3 separate regions of the Mus musculus genome follow, and regions 1 and 2 are each linked to region 3. The links are chromatin loops, found by intact Hi-C in ENCODE. Cell type or tissue: gastrocnemius. All regions are shown on one strand.

Evidence for each region. Hi-C counts contacts between places; a loop is a spot of excess contacts. Peaks named below come from ENCODE experiments on the same cell type or tissue, not always from the same donor. Only the 100,000 strongest peaks of a DNase experiment are listed, where the experiment ranks them.
Region 1: it touches region 3 in a loop (2.6-fold over the local background); 18 of 42 quality-filtered maps call a loop at or near these places.
Region 2: it touches region 3 in a loop (6-fold over the local background); 22 of 42 quality-filtered maps call a loop at or near these places.

What each region holds. Positions count from the first base shown.
Region 1 is chr9:64,269,822-64,274,821 of GRCm38, reverse strand. No RefSeq gene overlaps it. Among named protein-coding and RNA genes, the nearest start is that of Tipin, 9.3 kb to the left of the region's middle. In gastrocnemius, a CTCF peak has its summit at 1,972 (motif pointing right); DNase peaks (open chromatin) are centred at 867 and 1,968.
Region 2 is chr9:64,251,695-64,256,694 of GRCm38, reverse strand. Map2k1 (mitogen-activated protein kinase kinase 1) reads left to right here and starts at 3,090. Exons shown (of 11, transcript NM_008927.4): 1 at 3,090-3,482. The coding sequence starts at 3,403. In gastrocnemius, CTCF peaks have their summits at 2,871 (motif pointing right) and 3,919; DNase peaks (open chromatin) are centred at 2,969 and 3,873; H3K4me3 peaks cover 2,399 bases; H3K27ac peaks cover 2,465 bases.
Region 3 is chr9:64,177,192-64,182,191 of GRCm38, reverse strand. Rpl4 (ribosomal protein L4) reads right to left here. Exons shown (of 10, transcript NM_024212.4): 7 at 4,715-4,871; 8 at 4,388-4,471; 9 at 4,175-4,295; 10 at 3,630-3,969. The coding sequence ends at 3,748. Snapc5 (small nuclear RNA activating complex, polypeptide 5) reads right to left here and starts at 2,895. Exons shown (of 3, transcript NM_183316.2): 1 at 2,772-2,895; 2 at 1,604-1,693; 3 at 1-50. The coding sequence starts at 2,861. It overlaps LOC115487261 (a small nucleolar RNA gene), which reads right to left; the gene lies at 4,999-5,000. In gastrocnemius, CTCF peaks have their summits at 2,663 and 3,447; DNase peaks (open chromatin) are centred at 2,889 and 3,354; H3K4me3 peaks cover 1,606 bases; H3K27ac peaks cover 1,546 bases.

The DNA.
Region 1 (5,000 bases), 93 kb before region 3:
GCAAGAGCAGCAAGTGGTTTTAACCACTGAGCTACTCTCCAGCTCAGATTTCTTTGTGTTTTGTTGTTGCTACTTTGTGTTGTTTTATTTGGGGAGGAAGGGAGGTGAGGTTTTTCTTTCTGTTTTGCTTTGTTTTTTTGTTCCTTTGTTTGTTTCATGTTCTTTACATGGGTCTTACTATGGAGATGTGGCTGTCCTGGAACTTACTATATAGACCAGGTTTGCCTGGAACTCACAGAGCTCGACCTCCCTCTGCCTGCCACCCCCAGGAGAACCAGAAACTGAAGACATGCACCAACACACCCCACACAGCTGATAGCACTTGCCTCTGTCCTTAGAAAAAAACAGCAAGCCGGGTGGTGGTGGCTTACTCCTTTAATTCCAACACTTGAGAGGCAGAGGCAGGCAGATTTCTGAGTTCGAGGCCAGCCTGGTCTACAAGGTGAATGCCAGGACAGCCAAGGCTACACAGAGAAACCCTGTCTCGAAAAACAAAAACAACAACAACAACAACAACACCAGGGTGTATGGTTTCTGTTTGGGCTCACTTTTTCTTTTCCATATTTTGTCCTGTGGTGCCTTCACTTTGTTGCATTTAGCTATTCAGAAAATGTCCATGGTTGTACACTACACCACAATTTATTTAACATCCCTTTTATGGGTAGGTGTTTGGAAAATTGCTAGTTGATTTCTAGTTGTGCAACTGTATGCAGCACTGCCTCTGACCATGTGTATGTATGCAATATATATGTATGTATTCATATATATGTTAATTTAAGAAGCAAAGACCTGAAAAGACAAGAGGCAATAGGATCTAGGTCACAGATGGAGCAGGTGGCGTCTGATGGGAAAGTGGGCCAGTTCACTCCCATAGGAGTTGATGTGGAGGCGTGTTAGGTTTGTAAGAGAAAGCCAGGATCTGAGAAGATGACCAAGTCACACCAGAGTTGAGGTTCTGTCGACTAAATGCAGTAGAGAGAAAAACGTAAAAGAAAGAAGGTATTTGCCAGTCCTTGGGTCTGCACTGAATGGAGAGCTCAGAACTAGAGAAGGCTGAGGGAGGGGAGTTTAAGTGAATTTGACATCTCAGTAGGGCCTAGGGGTTTCTTTCTGGGATTGTTGCCAGCAAAAGGAGAGAGTTCCAGTTCCTGCAGCTGGAAACCGTGCCCACTGGAGGGTACAGGGGCCGACTGTATCAAAGGAGTTCCCCTTCTCATAGGCCAGATGCAAGTGACCTCAGTCCCCTTGTGGAAACTGGGGGCCCTCCTGGGATCCCTACAAATTCAGTGGGAGGTTATATAGTGGTCTTGGCCTCAGAACTTGAACTTGGACTCTTCTTCCAGTTTCAATAATAAGACCTGAGGCTTGTTTGTAGACCAGGGTGGCCTCCAACTCACAGAGATCCACCTGTCTCTGCTTCCCAAGTGCCGGAATTAAAGGCATATACCACCATGCCCAGAAAGAGATGGTTTTAAACATTTAGAATGTTTAATAAATGAAATTGTATGATAAGAACCTATTTGGTGCGTGGCTTCTTTCATTCTGCTTGGTTACTTTAAGATTCACACATGTTGTATATGTTAATAATTATTGGTTGCTGAGTAGGATATTATTTTACAGAAAGGTCACAATTCCTGTCCTCATTAATGCTAGGCAAATGCTCCACCACTGAGTCACACTGCCAACCACTGGCTCACTCTTTTGTGTTTAAAAGATTTTTAGCTGGTATTGGTAGCACACACCTTTAATTCCAGCACTCGGGAAGCAGAATTTCTAAGTTCCGAGGCCAGCCTGGTCTACAGAGTGAGTTCCTGGACAGTCGAGGCTTTATGGAGAAGCTGTTTTGAAAACAAATGTTTAAATTTTATTTTTAATTGTGTGTGTGTGTGTGTGTGTGTGTGTGTGTGTGTGTGTAAAAGAAAGGAATTGGCAGACATTGAATGCAGTGTCAGTGGAGTCCAGAAGAGGGCGATGGATACCTTCGAGCTAGTCACAACCATTCAGCTAGACTGGTGGGCCAATCCAGCAATCCCTCTGTCTCTGGCAATCCGTCTGTCTCAGTATTCTGTCTGTCTGTCTGTCTACCTCTCTACCTCACTATCTACTTGATAAGTTTTTTCTCAGCGGGCGGTGAAATAAACCAAGTCAAACCAGATTAGAATATATTAAAGACAGGTTTATTGGGAAGCTGTTCTCAGGCGAGTACACTGGCCCCAGGGACGGAGGCCACGGAAGTCACCATAGTGATTGGGGGTTGGGAGAAAGAGATAAAGGGAGTGCTCAAAGAGAGAGAAGGCTCAGCGGTTAAGAGCACTGACTGCTTTTCCAGAGGTCGCGAGTTCGGGTCCCGGCGGCCACATAGTGGCTCACAACCGCCCTCTTCTGATGCCCTCATCTGGTGTGTCTGAGGTCAGCTACAGTGTGCTTAAGATATAATAGATAAATCTTTAGAGAGAGAGAGAGAGAGGGGGGGGAGGGGAGGAAGGAGGGAGAGGGAGTAAGGGAGCACGCAAATTATCTGGATTACATAGGGAAGAATCTCTGGGGGAAGGGCAGCCTAGTCCCTAGTTTGGAAAGTTCAGAGGTGGGTGCAGGATATACCAGGTAGGGACTGAGGGTTGCTGGGAGAACCCGGAAACCAGGTCTGCTTTGATATGTAAAATAAACCTCAGTCCCTTGGTACTGAGGTCCAAAACCTACCTACTTACGGATCTGTTTATTTACTCCATGGGAGTCAGAGGTCCAGACTCCGGCCCTCAATTGTTGTTGTTCTTTTGGGAACTCAATCTGTAGACCAGGCTAGCCCTGACCTGCCTCTGCCTCCCGAGTGCTGGGATTAAAGGCGTGCTCTGCAGCCACCCAGCGAGGTCCTCATTCTTGTGCAGCAAGCACTTTACTGACTGATCTTCCTCCCCGACTCTGTCAATGAGGACAAACTAATACAGCAGGATACATAGCTTAACAGACGAGCAGAAATGATCATAGAACTTGCAGAGATAGATCTGCCTGCCTCTGCCTCCAGAATGCTGGGATCAAAGGCGTGCACAACCGCAGCCCAGCCTGTCAACATCTTACAGTTCCTCTCAAGTGAAGAAAAATCACATTTTGTGTGTGTGTGTGTGTGTGTGTGTGTGTGTGTGTGAATGCTGAAATGAGTATCTGTTGTACACAAATCTGTGTGAGGAGCAGATGAAGCCCTGAGAGAATGTTATCATTGACAAGGGCACTATTCTCAGCCCACAGGAAGAGCAAAGCCTTCTCTGGTAAGTGCTGAGAAACAACTGACCTTTCACTAAAACCAGGGTACAGAAAGTCTTGTAGTAGGTTCCTCTTCACCGAGGCTGCGAAGCTGCACTACAGAGACGTCCCCTGGGGACCAGCTAACCCCTCCAAGTCATGTAGTAGGTGGCCTCCATCAGCAAGCAAAGCCCACATGACCCCAGCCTGTGTGTCTGTTGTTTCTTCCATTGTCTGCAATTTCTTCACTTCTGTGTTGACACAGTCAGGTTTCCAGCCCTGCAGGATGTAGCAAAATTTGAACATGGTTGTGAAATTTAATGCTGGGGGGGGGTACCTTTGGCATGCCCATGCCAAGGTGTGCCACTGAGTAATGATGCCATGTGCCAGATCTGGAGTGAAAGGGTTATTGGGGGAAGGGAAAGGAGTGAGGACCAGGGAAGGAGAGAGGCAGATGAGTGGGCAGGTGGACAGGCAGGTAGATGGGGAGAGCATCTTCTCTCAGCAAGAGCACACTATTTACAGAGAGAGAGAGAGAGAGAGAGAGAGGAGACACACAGAGGAGAGACAGACACACAGAGGAGAGACAGCAGACAGACACACACACACACAGAGGAGAGAGATACAGACAGACAGATGAGAGAGATACAGACAGACACACACACAGATACACACACACACACATGAGAGAGAGACAGAGACAAAGACACAGAGACAGACAGAGAAAGAATACCAGAAACAGATATTGGGGCCTGGGGTGGCTGACAGTCCTTTTATCCAGTTTCACACACCTGCTGTCCCACCTGGAGGTAGCAGGCCATGACATAAGCAATTGCTAAGTCCCTGAGGGCAGGCCAGAGGAATCACCTGTCCTCTAACACACAACTTTTTAGCATTCTGTCTAAGCTCCATCCCACAGTTACCTGGCAACAACTAGGTAGGCCTGACCCATTATAAAAGGGGCTGCTTGCCCCCTCCTCACTCTCTTGCCCTCTTAGTCTCTTGCTCTTTCCTTCTTGCTACTGCTTTGTCCCCTCCCCCCTCCCCCTTCCCTTCTCCCTCTCTCCATGGCTGGCCTCTACTTTTCTACTTTTCTACCTTTCTACTCTCTCTGCCTTTTTCTGCCTCTACTACCCTCATAACCCCCTCTCTATGCCCTGAATAAACTCTATTCTATATGATACTGTCCTGTGGCTGGTCCCTCAGAAGGAAGGGATGCCTCCTTCTGAGGCATGGGCCCGCAGAGGCATCCCCTTCCCCATACCTCACCACACCTCCATAGAACATACCTCCCCTCTTTATCTTTTTATAAACACATCACAATTCATGAGTACCCGGGCAGTGGTGGTGCACACCTTTAATTCCAGCACTTGGGAGGCAGAGGCAGGCAGATTTCTGAGTTCGAGGCCAGCCTGGTCTACAAAGTGAGTTCCAGGACAGCCAGGGCTACACAGAGAAACCCTGTCTCGAAAAACCAGAAAGAAAAAAAAATTCATGCGTATTCCTCCAAAGTTAAGTTTTAAACTTGAGTTATATGCACCAGGGATATAATAGAAAAGCACTTAAATTTTTTTAGTTAATGTTTGTTTTCATTTTGAAATATTTATTTAATTTTTAATTTGGATGAGTGTTTTGATTGTATGTGTATATGTGCAGCACATGCTGGTCTGGAAAACACTGTATCGACCAGGTTGACCTTGATTTGACTTTACCTGGGATTGGAGACTGTACAAACATGCTAGGCAGGAGCTAAATTTTAAGCA
Region 2 (5,000 bases), 75 kb before region 3:
TAAAGATTTTATTTATTTTATGTATATGAGTACAGTGTAGCAGTCTTCAGACACACCAGAAGAGGGCATTGGATCCCATTGCAGATGGTTGTGAACCACCATGTGGTTGCTGGGAATCGAACCTCAGGAAGAAGAGTCAGTGCTCTTAATCACTGAGCCATTTCTTTAGCCCGGGTTCCACCCTCTTTAATGTTGGGGTTACAGATGTCGGCTACCATATCCAGCTAAGTGTAGATCTCTAGTATCTACTATGGGGACTAAATTGATAAAATTGGATGTGGAGTTTTTGCTGAGTAAGTAGATTTTAGCTGCTATTGTCATACTCTGTGAAAAGATAAATGCATTAATTTTCTCAACTATGGTAACCATTTTGCTATTTATATCTACCTCATAATATGTCTTAACTTTCAGATACAAGGTTTATTTAAAAAAGAAAGAAAAGCTAAATTTACTGATAGACACATTCCATTAGAACAGACATTTTCTTACATATTACATTTGTGTCTTCATTCTCTCACAGTGAGTCACCAGTATACGTGGTTGGCATGGTTCATATGATTGATTTAACAAGACCTTGGGTTGTCTAGGGGACAAGCCTCTGGGTGTGACTATGAGGGAGTCTCTAGCTAGGGTTAATTCAATTGGGAAAACCCACACTAAATACAGGTGACACTGTTTCATGGGCTGGGATCCATAACTAATTGAAAAGAAGAACAAGGGCTGGAAACTATTTCCATCTCTCTTGCTTCCTGACTTTGGATGCTGGGACCAGTGGCCTTATGTGCCGGCCACCATGGTTCCCTACCATGATGGATATGAGCCAATATAATCCTTTCCTTCTTTAAGTGCCTCTTGTTGGCGTTTTGTTACAGCTAAGAGGAGAGTAATGCAGTTATATTTAACATCCTAGTTATGTGACCAACCATGTTGTAGATAAACAACCTTTCATCTAAAATGCTAGGCCTTCCCCACCTGGATGTCTTGCTATCTGGAGGTGGAGGTATTTGGCAATGAGAAATACCCCTTCGGGCTTCCTCCCTGCCTGGAAGTTAAGTCTCTTGCCTCAGCTTTCAACAGCCTCCTTACCTTCGAGTTTCCTGTAACACCTGGCTCTGGAACACCCGGGGCAGATGCTTATCTGTTCCTTATACCTAGTGTCTTTAAGTCTGAGTGGTTTCAAAAGAGGAAGCTGGAATGTGTATTTTCAGAAATTTATTTTTGTTTTATATGTATTTGTGTTTTGCCTGCATGTACATATGTGCACCATGTGTGTGCCTGGTGCCCTTGGGGGTCAGCAGAGAATGCAGGCTCTCCTGGAACTGGAGTGGTGGATAATTGGGAACCATCATGCAGGTGCTGGATATGAGCCTGGGCTCTCAGCAAGAGCAACATGTCCTCTTAATCACTGAGCCATGTCTCCAGCCCCTGAAACTGCATTTTTTTTCTGAATATGAACTATTGAGCTATTTGATAAATTCACATCTTATGCTCCAACAACCATCACAGAAAGACAGGATAAAACAATATTTGTTTATCTTGATGCTGATAGACTAAATGGGAAGTTGGTAGACTAAACCTAGAGTCTTTAAGGGGTGGGCAAGATAGACAGTGTCTCATGTGGCCCAGGTTAGGTCTGAAACTTGCTAGGTAGAGGAGGAACTTGCTAGGTAGCCTTCTGATCCTCCTGCCTCCGTTTGGTCAGTGCATGCCCCTCAATACCTATTTATGTCCTGGTGATTAAAAAAAAAAGATTTATCTGATTTATTATTATCATCATTTTAATTTTTCTTTTTTTTAAGATTATTCATTTATTATATGTAAGTACACTGTAGCTGTCTTCAGATACTCCAGAAGAGGGAGTCAGATCTCGTTACAGATGGTTATGAGCCACCATGTGGTTGCTGGGATTTGAACTCAGGACCTTTGGAAGAGCAGTCGGGTGCTCTTACCCACTGAGCCATCTCATCAGCCATTTTAGTTTTTCACGACAGGGTTTCTCTGTGTAGTCCTGGCTGTCTTGGAACTCACTCTGTAGACCAGGTTAGTCTCCAACTAGGGATTTCCACCTGTTTCTGCCTACCGAGTGCTGGGATTAAAAGTGTGTGCCTGACTTTATTTTTAATGATGTTTGTGTGTGTTTGGGTATGTACACAAGAGTACATGTACCCTCAGAGGCCAGAGGCATGGTATCCACTACAGCTGGAAGTTACAGGTGGTTGTGAGCTGCCCAAACACGAATGCAGGGAACCCAACTAGAGTCCTGTTAAAGCAAGAAACACCCTCAACTTCTGCGCTAGCTGTCCAGGCTACTCCAAACTTGACTTTGCCAAAAGGCTTAGAAAACGAAAAAGAGGATATGAGATTGGATACATTTAGGTCGGCTGACCCCATTAATTAGACTTCAATCTGCTCTCAAAATAGGCTTCACTAATTTACCACCTCTGCAGCACGGAGTTCTCAGCTGTGTACCTCCATTTTAGTAGAATTAAAATAGAAAAATCATGTCAGTTTAGTTTAAGGAGTCTCTTGACAAGTTTTCTTTTATTTTGAGACTGGGTCTCACAATGTATCCCTGGCTGTGTAGACCAAGCTGGCTTCGAATGCGTACACATCAGCCTGCCTCTGCCTCTTGTACTGGAATTAAAAATGTGCACTCCTGGCTTTTGTTCAATTTAGTTTGCTCTTACTCAATTCCGCTTGGCCTCAGGACACGAAAAGGGGTCCTTTTCTTATTTATTTTGTACTTTTGTCTGGGTCAAAATGACCCAGCCCAAGGGAGGAGAAGAGTTGAGATAAATAGGCCAAGCAGCCCCACTCAAAGGCAAGATGACCTGCGTGCAAGAACCTCGTACAGCAGCCACCTGGATACCGCTGGTCAGCAGAGGGCGCCCGGAAAGCCTCCCTTTAACTCCGCCCCAAGCCAATGCGCCGCGCCTCCCGTGACGTATTTCCGCGTCATCTGCCTCTGAGGCTAGTCCCCATTGGCTGTCGGCGAAGCGACGGGGGCGGAGTCAGGCGGGCGTGAGGGAAGCGCTGCAGCCCCCGTGGGGGCGGGGCCTGCTCGTTTCCCCGCCCCTCCCTCACCCTCCAGTCCCTCACTGGGACGTCTGTGCGCGGCGTCTCGGAGCGCCGGAGCAGCGGTGGCCGCACTTTCTCCAAGCTGGGGCTGTAGCTGAGCTGTGGGTAGTGCGCAGGGAGCCGTCCGAGCCCGAGGAACCGGTGTGCTGAGGCGAGAGTTCCCGGCCGGCGAGCGCGCGCAGCTGGTTCTCCGCGTGGGTTGGGCGGAGGGTCCCAGGAGCGCGGCGTTGATCGAGCCGCCCCGACTCTGGGCAGAGCCGAGGGAGGAAGCGAGAAGCGGCCGCGCGCTCCCTGCTGAGTTGCAGGCTCTTTCCCGGCTGCAAGATGCCCAAGAAGAAGCCGACGCCCATCCAGCTGAACCCGGCCCCCGATGGCTCGGCGGTTAACGGGACCAGCTCGGCCGAGTGAGTACCGGGAGTGGCCGGGAGGCCGCCACCGCCAGGCGAGGCTTCGTCACGTACGGCCCGGCTGGCGGGGGGCGAGGAACTCCGGCCGCCGGGCTATCAGTGACTAAGCACTGATTGGGTGCCTGACTCACATCGACCGTGCACCCTACAAGTCCCGATCCCCCTCTTTCCCAACAGTGTCTGTCGTCCCTGGCCACCGACATCAATCTTCGCCCAAGAAAACGAAACCTAATGCGTCCCCCCCTAGCTATTGCCTAAAGGGCATACTCTGGGATTCTGGCCTGTAACAAGACGCAGAGCAAATTCAGGTCGCTTCTCATTAACCTTTGAGACCTCCTCGGGGTCTGAGTGTGGACTTGGGATGGGTGAGCCCCATTTACTTTTGGTGCCTGACACCTGTGGGGCCTTGTGGCCGGTTGATCGCCTGGCCAGCGGGGGCGTGTGTTCACAGATTTCCCCATGGCTTTTCCCTGGTTCACTTTGGGGACTCCCTCATCCGTGGCCTTTTTCTTGAGAAGTACCTTGCTCGAGGGAGGAGTCTCTCTTCATCTGTCCGTTCATGCAACAGTTCATCCCCTCACCGGTTATTCTCCCAGCTTTGCTTAGTTGACCGGGAGCCGGAAATTGACTTGAGGCATAAGAACGATGACCAGGGAAACAAAGCCAAAGGTTGCTCGGTATCTGCAGGGGCCAGTGTTGCTTACAGACAGATAAGAGTTTATTTCATAAGGTGGGTTTCTGAGCCCACCTGTTGGGTTTCTTCTTCATCTTTCCCTGAGGTCAGGAGACTTGAGAGGTATCTGATAAAATGAAAGTAGCTTCAGGCATTCTGTCCTTTGGAGATTATTGTAACCCCCCTCCCTCCTTTCCCTAGATTTTAATAACTCAGGACCTGTTGGTATGGTTACTGTCATTGATACCTGCAGTAGTATCAATGGCAGGGCTGGTAGTGGTGGATTTGTGTGAGCATAGCCAGATTATTAAGACTTGCTTCAAACACATCTTTTCTTTAGGTCCTTGACATTGCCCTTGACGTTGGATTTGTAACATATGTCTTTGAGCAGCATAATTAGCATTTGTTCAGTGTGTATGTACAGCAGTTTACCCCCTGTAAAACAGACTGCAAGTCCCCCTCCCCTCTTTCAAGGTAAGGTATTCTTCAGCAACTCTTTTCAGGACAAATATTTTTGTGAGACAATGGAGTGGGATGGGTAGGGTCTATATGTGTAACCCAGACTGGCATAGAATTAGCACAAGCTTTTTTTTTTTTTTTAATCATATTATTTTTAAATTTTTTTATTATTTTATTTATTTACATTCCAGTTGTTGCCCCCTTCAGTCTCCCCTCCCACAGTTCCTCATCACATTCCTCCTCCTCGCCTCTGAGAGTGCCCCCCCTTCCCTGGAACCTTAAGTCTCTTTCCAGGATTAAGCTCATTCTCTCCTCCTGAGACCAGACCAGGCAGTTCTCTGTTATATATGTGCCAGGGACCTCGGACCAGCCGGTGTATGCTC
Region 3 (5,000 bases):
TTCAGTGTAGTCTGATTTATTGTCACTTCGTTGTCTACATGTAGGGACATCTGTGCAAAATAACAGCATTAGAATTACTGTAGAATAACAGCATTAGAATTAAGCCTCAAAACAGCAAATTCTTTTTTTTTTTAAATATTTATTTATTTATTATATGTTAGTACACTGTAGCTGTCTTCAGACACTCCAGAAGAGGGCATCAGATTTCATTAGGGATGGTTGTGAGCCACCATGTGGTTGCTGGGATTTGAACTCGGGACCTTCGGAAGAGCAGTCGGCACTCTTAACCACAGAGCCATCTCGCCAGCCCAGCAAATTCTTTTTAAAATCAAATCTCATCATGAGTTGGAGAAATGATTAGCAGTTAAAGTACTTGTTGCCTGCAAGGTGATGGTGGTGCACACGTCTAATCCCAGCACTCAGGAGACAGAGGCCAGCTTGGCCTACAAAGTGAGTTTTAGGATAGCCAGGGCTATACAGAGAAACCCTGTCTAGAAAAAACAAAACAAACAAAAGAGTACTTGTTTCTTTTCCAAAAAGATCCAAGTTTGAGTACTAATACCCATGCTGGATAGCTACAAGCCCCAACTCTAGGGTGTCTGATGTTCAATGGAGACGAACTTGCATTCACACACACCTATAAAAATATCTTTAAAGTTCAATTTTAGGTTCATCTTTTTATGACTTTCCTCTTTCTCGTTTCTCCCATTCCTGGAAAGCGGTGAGAATAAGTCCTTCATGTTTACTATGATCTTAACTTACCTACCATGCTCTTTTAGAAATCATCAGTAAAGTAACTGTGTAGGCTACATAGCTTATAAAGAATTCTCAAAGCACGGTATATTCAGGAACACTGTATTGGCTCTGTTGAAGGCAGTTGGTAAGCGTGAGTAGGGTAATACCTGCACCTCATCCTTAGCTTTGTACTTGAAGCCACACTTAACAGAGCAGCGACCATGACATAGTCCTAAAGAGAGCAGAGTTTCTAAACAGGATACGAGTGCACATGCCTGTAATCCCAGGAGGAGAGAAGAACATACGGTGGCTAGCCTGGGTACAAAAGACACTGCTTCAACAGAAGCCCCACCACAAACACACAACAACCACTGCTAGCTTGTTGGGGTTCCTTTGAGTAGCTGGAAAGGATGGAGTAATCTGAGACCTGGGTAGGCGAGGCATATTGGTGTACACTAGAAGAGTAGAGGCTGCCTAAACTTGACAAAGTATAAAAGATAAGCTATTGTCTGGATGATTAATATAGATTAGCTAATTACTGAACTACAAATTATGAGGGGCTGGAGATGCAGCTCACTGGTAGCGTACTTGCTATTGTCTGGATGATTAATATAGATTAGCTAATTACTGAACTACAAATTATGAGGGGCTGGAGATGCAGCTCACTGGTAGCGTACTTGCTTACCTTGTATGAAGTCCTAGGTTCAGTGTACAATAAATTCGCCCAGGCCCCCAAATATTTGAATGGTACTTCCCAGAGTCCTTTGGACTTGGTAATAATGTGCCATACAGCATTTGCCTGCCCAAAGAGCTCGGGCACAATGGGACTCTACACTCTCTCTGGAAGTCTGTACTTGACTAAACTTACATCACATAACTGTTCAGGTGCAGGCTGAGAAGACAGTGTCTCGGTCCTTCCTCGAGAATTTATCATGGATTGAAGGGCTAATTCTTCAACCTAGGAAAGAAAAGTCAAAGATATTTATTTCACTGAGTATTCTGCTGGGTTACTATAGTGAGTGAATTCCACTAGATGCCATATAGGTTGGCATCCCTGAACTGCTCTAGAAGGGGAGGGCAGCTTTACCTCCTCACCCCTTTCTTTCCCTATGAAGAGGTTCTTTGTAACACTGGCAGTCCTACAACTCAGTAGACCAAGCTGGCCTTGAATTTACAGATATCTACTTGCTTCTGCCTCCAAAGTGCTGGGATTAAAGGCAAGTGCCACTACACTAAGGTTAGAAATGTGGGAGGCAAGGGGATCATAAGTTTAAAACTAACCTGAGCTACACACTAGGTTCAAAGCATGCTTGGGTTACACAGGCGAGACCACTTCTCCCCTCCCTCACCCCAGGAGACAGCTGGTTCCACAGACACAGATGGATGTCCTATGATTGAGCTTGTCTACTCATTAATGAGAAAGTAAAGGCAGAATGTTAAAAAATGCACGTGTTTCCTGGTGCACCAGGGTAACTGCGTTTGGGAGGTCATCTTCAACACACGATCATGTACTTGTAAGAGGTTCTGTTGCAATAAGGGTGGGCAGTTTATAAATGCCCTGAGAAAAACTGCATATCGTTTTTTTACCACAAGTATACAAGTTCAGTTTATAAAGGGCTCCTCTAATCCTCATGTCACTTACATTTAAAGATCTTGCCCATGAGTGCTGACCAGGGATTACCATGATCATTTCACAGGGACCAAATTACCCCTATGTCTAGGACGTGATCAAAGCGCACCTAAATCTGCATCCGAGTCATTCTCTGTTCCCAGAAGAGTTACTGGGAACTCAAGCGGACAAGTTTCTTTCCCAGACTTCATTCGCGCCTCAAGCGGGTCTGAGATTCAGTACTAGCATGACAACACTAAAGCCCCCTCTAGTGCATATAAACAGCAGTAACCCGTGAGCCGGCGTGCTGGGTCGGGGTAGATGCGGGCTCAGGAGCTAAACCTGCTCAACACCTAGCGGCCTGGAGCTGTACCGCCGCGCTCCGTCGACGTCCCGAGGGGCTAGAGCTGGAAAGCTGTACGCTCACCTTGAGGCGGTTCAGTTGGTCGTGTAGAGCCGCCTTTAGACGCAGCAGGGTTTCCTCCTCCTTGCGGAGCTCCTGCAGTCGACTCAACATCCCCTTCCACTTCCTTAGGGCGCTGCCTTCTACTAGGCGCGCGGTGATGACGTCACCGCCGACTGCGGAGACCAGCGCCGGGCTGAGGGCTTACTTTCTCGTAGCTGTTTTCTGAAGGGCCAGTAGGGGCTTAGCTCCCACGATCTGAAAACAAAGTGGAATCCCAAAGAGCATGGAGATTCTTCAGTCCCTTGGTAATCCCTCACAGTAAATTGGCCCCACAGGCTTTAGGATAGCATTCATCTCAGCACCCTGTCACCTACTTTCCAAGTGACTTTAATCTCTGCAAAGGCTACTTATGCAGGCAGGAACCAAAATACCCAAAATACCTAAGCCTAGTAAGGACAGGAATGCTACTAACCTTTAGGAACTGCCTTGTCTCAGGGAGTGTTTTTACCCACGCTCATCATTATCTGCTAGCAGTTTTAACATCAAGGCAAGAGGAAACGATGATAATTCTAGGATGATCAGACTGATTCATACAAAGAACACTGCACCTCTACAGACACAGTGGCCATAGCTGTGGTGGTCCCGCCATTCCCTTTTACCATCATAGGCCCTCTAGTGGCTACCATAACTACACACTATTCATAGGACTTGGCCCCTAGCTATTTATCCCAAGTTCAGTTTATAAAGTAGACTACCATGTGGAACAAAGCAGCCTAGAGAATGAAATTTTATTTAAAAAATTTTGTTCTATAATTCTGATGACCTAAGTTTGACCATGAAGTCTCACATCTTGCCACTTGTTCTTCAAAAGGTTAATTTCAAGGGGCTTGGAAACATCCACAATTTAAGAGTCACACAAGGGTTTGTCACCACATGTTTGATTTATTGAAATATGCGGTCTCTACTTGCTCTCTGGAATTTAACAATTTTTAATAGTTTATGCAGCTGGCTTCTTTTCTTCTGTAGTAGGCTTCTTCTCTGCTGGTTTCTTGGCAACCACCTTTTTCCCTGCAGGCTTCTGCTTCTTGGCATCCACCTTCTTTCCTTTCTTGCCTACCGCTGGCTTCTTGTCTGCAGTCCCCTTCTCTGGAACAACCTTCTCGGATTTGGTTGCCAGTGCAGTAGCTGCTGCTTCCAGCTTTTTCACACGAAGTTTGTGCTGCAACAAAAACAAATAGAAAATTAAGAATCTTATCTTCAATGAGCGCATCGTGGTTCACATCTTTAACCCCAGTACCTGGGGAGGTAGAAACAAGTGTGTGTGGTTGGGGGGGGGGGGGGCGCCAGCGTCTTCATAGTAAGTTCCTGTCTTGGAAGGGGGCAATCTAATAAAAAAAAAAAATTGACACGCCAAACTGACTTACATTTCTGGCCTGGCGAAGAATGGTATTCCTGCGCATAGTCTTGGCGTAAGGGTTCAGCTTCAACATGATTCTCAGGTTCTTCAGTGGATTCTTCTTCAAGACTCTGCGATGAATCTTCTTGCTATCAAGAGGTAGCATTCATTAATCAACATGTATCCCTTTAATAGTCAAGGGGTCGTATCAAGTGTTAGACCTTAAGTTTTAAAACTCTACCGTGGTGCTCGGAGGGCTCTTTGGATTTCTGGGCTTTTCAAGATTCTGCTAAGGTCGGTGTTCATCATCTTGTGCATGGGCAGGCTGGGGGGAAGGAAGAGAGAAGTCCAAAGTCTCATTCTCTAACTGAACACAAAGCAGTACAAATTTTAATTTAAATGTTTCAACTCTCCAGATACAGAATAAACCTTTACATCTTCATTTAATAATCACAGGTGAGGCACATCCAAACAATGGAAAACGCAAACAAAATGTGAATGCAGAACTTATGGAGGATGTTAGTGCACACATTAGTCATTGACGTGTAATAAATAAGGGAAAACTCACTTATAGTTACTCTTGAGGGAAGCAGCCTTCCGCCAAGTGCCATACAGCTCATCCAACTTCCGGAAAGCACTCTCCGTCCAGATGCAGAAACGGCCCACATGCCCACCAGGAGCCAGTTTCAAAATGTTCAGCTTGCTTACATTAAGCAGAGTAATACCTTTAAGAGGAAGCAGAATCAGGAAGCCTGCATGCCCAACAGGAGAAATACAACTTCTATGGCTCCTCAAGCTACCTAGGGCACTTAGAAGCTCAAGCCATCATGGCTGGCGTAGCTCACTCACGTAGG